Linked DNA regions of Homo sapiens: region 2 is linked to region 1. Evidence: read pairs that join two places in POLR2A ChIA-PET (ENCODE). Cell type or tissue: HepG2. All regions are shown on one strand. Each heading gives the region's core, and the rest is flanking DNA. Links, peaks and the distances in the headings are about the cores only. Region 1 overlaps RRBP1 (ribosome binding protein 1). Region 2 overlaps LOC107985440 (a long non-coding RNA gene).

The links. ChIA-PET counts read pairs that join two places held together with the same protein. Peaks named below come from ENCODE experiments on the same cell type or tissue, not always from the same donor. Only the 100,000 strongest peaks of a DNase experiment are listed, where the experiment ranks them.
Region 2: POLR2A ChIA-PET joins it to region 1 with 5 read pairs; 8 of 35 experiments call an interaction of 5 or more read pairs at or near these places.

The regions. Positions count from the first base shown.
Region 1 is chr20:17,675,556-17,678,469 of GRCh38, forward strand. All of the region lies in intron 2 of RRBP1 (ribosome binding protein 1), which reads right to left. Among named protein-coding and RNA genes, the nearest start is that of RRBP1, 5.2 kb to the right of the region's middle. In HepG2, for the core only: no CTCF peak of the experiment used is centred there; a DNase peak (open chromatin) is centred at 1,616.
Region 2 is chr20:17,817,775-17,820,688 of GRCh38, forward strand. All of the region lies in intron 2 of LOC107985440 (a long non-coding RNA gene), which reads right to left. Among named protein-coding and RNA genes, the nearest start is that of BANF2, 120 kb to the left of the region's middle. In HepG2, for the core only: no CTCF peak of the experiment used is centred there; no DNase peak of the experiment used is centred there; H3K27me3 peaks cover 10 bases.

The DNA.
Region 1 (2,914 bases), core at 344-2,843:
GGTGGGAGAGCGTCAGAGGCTGACACTCCACACAGGGTAGCCAACAGGCCTGAAGGAGATGAGGGAGCCAGCCATGTGCCATCTAAGGAAAAGCTCTTAGGGATATGCCAAAGTAGACGCAAAGGCCCGGAGGCAGAAGCATGCCTGAGGAACAGAGGCCACCGTGGCTGCAGCAGAGGACAGGGAGATGGTAGGAGTGAAGCTAGAGCGAAAGTGCCCTGAGAGGCCACTGGAGACCTTGACCAAGGAGGGTCTTGAACAGAGGAGTGACATGGTCTGCTCTGGCAACAGACTAGAAGGCAGGGGGTATAGGCAAAGGCAGGGAGCCCACCAGAGGCTAGAGAAATAACCCGGGGCAGAGGTGAGAGCAGGCTGGGCATGCTGGCTCACGCCTACAATCCTGGCACTTTGGGTGGCCAAGGCAGGAGGACTCCTTTAGCCCAGGAGTTCAAGACTAGCCTGGGCAACGTGGCAAGACACCATTTCTACAAAAAAACCTAAAAATTCACTGGGTGTGGTAGCATGCACTTGTGGTACCAGCTACCCAGGAGGCTGAGGCAGGAGGATTAACTGAGCCTGCAATGTTGTAACTGCAGTGAGCAGTGATTGCGCCACTGTACTCCAGCCTGGGTGATAGAACAAGACCCTCTCAGAAATAAAAAATCAAAAGGTAAGAGCTGTTTGGACCAGGGAGAAGGCAGAAGTGGTGAGAATGGTCACACTGGCTCTGTCTGGAAGGTAGAGCTGATGGGACCTGCTGCGTACAGGGTACAGGTATGAGACGGCGAGGAGTTAAGGATAAACCGAGGTTTGTGGCCTGAAAGGTGGAGCTAGCTGGCCTAGTTTCATTTTATAGGAGGGAGAAAACTGAAGCCCAGGGAGGAGAAGTCATGTCCAAAGTCACTCACTCACTCCAGGGATCAGAACACCCAACCAGTGCTTCTCCCACTGCTCCACACAGCAGCTCCGTGGGACAAGCTGATGACTAGTCCGGTCACACCGGACAGCCCCCAGCACCCTGAGGGACTGCCAATACCCAAGCACATAACATATATTGGGGTAGGATGCTGGGCACTGAGAGCACAGGCCCAGCTTAGAGAGGACAAACACAGTCCACGGCTGCCACACAAGAAAGTCAACCTAGTGTAGCCAGAAATTCCCATTTTCCCCCAGAGAACCCAAAAATCTAGATTTTGTTTTTGTTTTTTATTATGAGACAGAGTCTCACTCTGTCGCCTAGGCTGGAGTGTAGTATGATCTTGGCTCACTGCAACCTCCACCTTCCAGGTTCAAATGATTCTCCTGCTTCAGCCACCTGAGTAGCCAGGACTACAGGCACATGCCACCATGCCTGGCTAGTTTTTGCATTCTTTATAGAGATGGGGTTTTGCCATGTTGCCCAGGCTGGTCTCAAACTCCTGGGCTCAAGCGATCCACCCGCCTTGGCCTCCCAAAGTGCTGGGATTACAGGGATTAGCCACTGTGCCCAGCCCAAAAAATCTAGATTTTAGTGAAAAAAAAAAAAAAAATTCCACTTTTAAAAGGTGACTCAATTGCTTAATAACATGAGGTCAGTGAAACAAATTCCATGTGAAGGCCAAGTTCAGCTCACACAGGGCACCAGTTTGGAATTCCTCTCAAGACAGCCTAACAGACCTTGTTTGCTTATACCCTAACAGACCTTGTTTGCTTATACCTTGCCCAGGATAGAGAATTAAAGATTTGAATTCAAGATGGTCTTTTATTCCAACTTTTGAGTCAGCAGATGATATTCATTATCACTATAAATAGTCTGTAACTTCCAGTAGTCTTAGTGGGCCTCCTTTCTGACCAGAAAGAGATCAAGTAGCTGTCCATCATTCAGCTTCTTCCTTTAAAGTTAAACTTTGGTTTTATATTATTCTTTACAGAGTACTAATACTAAGATGAGCCCACAAGTACAACCAAGAATTCAAAAATTATTCCCCAGTACTGCCCAATGATCCTTTCGAAGTTATATGGAGGCCGGGCACGGTGGCTCATGCCTATAATCCTAGCACTTTGGGAGGCCGAGGAGGGCAGATCACCTGAGGTCAGGACTTCTAGACCAGCCTGACTAACATGGTGAAACCCCGTCTCTACTAAAAATACAAAATTAGCCGGGTGTGGTGGCGCATGCCTGTAATCCCAGCTACTTGGGAGGCTGAGGCAGAAGAATCACTTGAACCCGGGAGGTAGAAGTTGCAGTAAACCAAGATCACGCCATTGGACTCCAGCCTGGGCAACAAGAGCGAAACTTTGTCTCAAAAAAAAAGAGAAAAAAGAAAAAGAAAAAAAAGTTATATGGAGAATAACAGAGCTGTGTAAATAGTCACTGGTGTAGGAAGCAATTTATGCCACCCAAGAACACTGGAACTCCAATACTTTGGAACTGAAAAGGTTTCGGGACTGGGCAGGTATTCTAGTCTTGCCAAAAAAATCTAAGTTAGAAATCACAAAATGTTCTTGATAAGTTAAAGTTGCTGCCCATTGTTGACAGGTGGAAGACACATGTTACTGAATGCACATAAAGGACACACACGTCTGGTTTTGGGGGTGTCTGGTTGTCTGCTTCAGGAGACTCGGCCAGAATTTGTCTGCCTAAGAAAAGTCTCCTAGGAGGCCCCTGAACTAATTTTCTATATGCTAAGTGAGAGTGCCTCCTTGCCTAGGCACTGTCACTTAAAATTAAATATTTACCTTCCCTTACAAGCCATCACTTTCTACCTAATATCAATTTATTTTCTGTCTTTGTTACAAGTCACCATTTTGATGCTGAGGGCATTGGGTAAAAAATCTCTCCAGGAAAGGGCCACTATCTGTGTGGCCCCCCTCCCACTCCTTTTTCTTGGAATGCAGTTTACAATGCACACAAAGAGGCGGGACTAATGCTTTC
Region 2 (2,914 bases), core at 224-2,723, 140 kb after region 1:
ACAGATCCCCCAGGCATGGACTTGAAGCTGCAGCCTGCGGTGTGAGATGTGGTTCTTGGATCAGAGAAAGCCACAGATGTACCCAAGACAGGCATCTCATCTCCTCCTCCTGTCACTTGTCTCAGCCTGTCAGTGGCTCGTCATGAAGGGGGTCAGGAGGGGGCCCTGAAGCCACGCTGTCTCCCACCTGGATGGTCCCATGAGCAGCTGGAGTCCCTAAATCCAGCATCCTAGTGGTCTCCAGGCTCTGCAGCCATTTGTCTTTGGTCCAAGTTAGAAATGAGTTTGAGATACTACAGCACTGGTAGCAGAACTCTTATTTTTTAATTTTTATTTTTTGTTTTGAGACAGGGTCTCACTCTGCAGTGGTGCAATCATAGCTCACTGTAGCCTGGAACTCCTGGACTCAAGTGATCCTCCTGCTTCAGCCTCCCAAGTAGCTGGGACTACAGGTGTGCACCACCACACCTGGCTAATAGTGGACTTAAAAGCACTAGTATTTGCATCTCCTCTTAGCCCATCCGCCCCACTATCTCTACCCTTCTCTGGGCAATAAGCTTGGAGGGATCCCGTGTGGTGGCCCTGGGCTCCGGCCCTGGCTCAGTCACGGCAGCTGTGCAGGCAGGCCTAGCTCACGGGTCCAAATGGCGGCCCATGTGCCATATGTCTGAGTATTTAAACACTATAAATCAAGCAAACAAACTGTTCAATAAAATATGTTCCATGCTCCTACTTTGACATATATGACCCATGAGGCTGGATTTGAGTTCAGGATTCTAGGGCTCTGCACGGTTCTACTCCAGAGTGTGGCAGTCTAAGAAGAGTTCACCCTGGCCATGGCCTGGCCTCTTACCTGTCCCACAACAATTCTGTCTGGCATTGCAGGGGGTCTTGTGTGCATGCACACAGATACTCAGCCTGAAATCCAAGTCCCATCCACATGTCCACGAAGAGCTACCACTTGATAGCTCCTGCACCTACCTGCTCTAGTCTCAGGTCACTTTTGGGGGGACACACCTAGAAACAAGACCAACATGGGTCCTGGGAGGAGGCTCCTAACCATTTGGGCAGAAAATCCAGGGTTGGGCTGGGCATGGTGGCTCCTGACTATAATCCCAGAACTTTGTGAGGCCAAGGCGGGAGGACTACTTTAGCCCAGGAGTTCCAGACCAGCCTGGGCAACATAACGGGACATTATCTCTATAAAAAAATTTTTTTTAAATTAGCTGGGCATGGTGGCATGTGCCTGTGGTCCCAGCTACTCAGGAGGTTGAAGTGGGAGGATCACTTGAGCCCAGGAGGTCAAGGCTGAAGTGAGCTATGATCACACCACTGCACTCCAGCGCACGCAACAGAACAAGACTGTATCTTAAAAAAAAAAAAAAAAAAATTCCAGGGCCCCAGGTACATGAAATATGGCCCAGAAGGTCTCAGGCCCTGAGTAGACATGATCCCACAGCAACCAGACTCCTCAGTCTGTGGGGAGGGGCAAGGCCAGAGGAGGGCCAGAGAAGGGCCCTCTACAGTACTGGGTGCGGGGTAGGGCCCCCTACTTGTGAGGGTCTAGGGCTGTATTGGTATGACCTTGGGATGCTCTCAGTGTGTGAGTCTGCTCAGGCTGCCGTCACAAACATCACGGACTGGGTGGCTTAAACAGAAATGTATTCTCATCTGGAGGCTGGAAGTTCAAGATCAAGTTGTCAGCAGGGCTGGTTTATCCTACACCTTTGGCTTGCCTTCTTACTGTCTTCATGGCCTTTTCTCTGTGCATATGAACTTCTGCTCTTTTCCTCTTCTTCTAAGGACACTAATCATATCAGATTAGGGCCCCACCCTTATGATCTATGACTCATTTAACCTTAATTACTTCTTTAAAGACCCTACCTCTAAATATAGCCACATTTGGGGGTGAGGGCTCCAGCATACATATTCTGGGGGAGACACAATTCATTCCATAGCACTCAACCTCTCTAAGCCTCAATTGCCTCATCTGTAAAAAGGAGATGATAATAAGGCTTGCTCCATGAAGATGGTGTAAAGATTAATTGGAATAAAGCAACTAAAATGCCCAGCCCAGTGTCTGAAACATAGTAAGTTAAGTAAGCACTGCTGTGTAACAAATGACTCCAAGGCTTAGTGATCCAAGACAACCCCCATTCTACTATCTCTCACAATTTTATGGATTGGGAATCTGGGCAGGGCTGGGTTGGGCAACTGTTCTGCTCCTCATGGCTCTAGGACAGTCCCTTTGTGTCTAGAAGGTAAGTTGGCTGGTTTGAAGGAGCTTCACTTACATGTCTGGTGCATTGGTGGGGACAGCTGGAAGGCTGATCTTAGCTGGGATATTGATCAGAGTACCCACACGTGGCCTCTTCAGGATGACCAGCCCAGGGTAGTCAAACTTCTTACAAAGGTCAAAGCTCCCAGAGCAGGAGTCCCAGCAGTGGAAGTGGAAGCTGCCAGACACAGACACCTAAGGCCTGGCCCAGAAACTAGTATGGCAGCACTTCCACCATTTTCTACTGGCCAAGTGCCCACAGAGCCTCTCCAAATTCAGCAAGAAGGGACACAGACCCCACATCCCAACAAGAAGAGTAGCAAAGAATGTGTGGCCATCTTTAACCTACCACAGCATCCAGGAAGTATTAACTATTGTCATTTTTCAAACATGGAAGGTAAAAAATGGGAGGCCACAAGAGTGGTGGGGTCCTTGGTGGTCTTTGACACCCGGAATAGAAAAGGGTGAGTTTTTGGTACTTTTAATGTTCAGAGCCTCTCCCCTCTCTCATGACTCCACTACCTTACCCATCTCACGTCCAGTTTCAGGGACCCTTGCATCACACGAGTTAAACTTCAGCTTAAAGTTCCTGTTGAGTGCGGTGCCTGTCAAGAGCTGTTGGTGGGAGACACATGG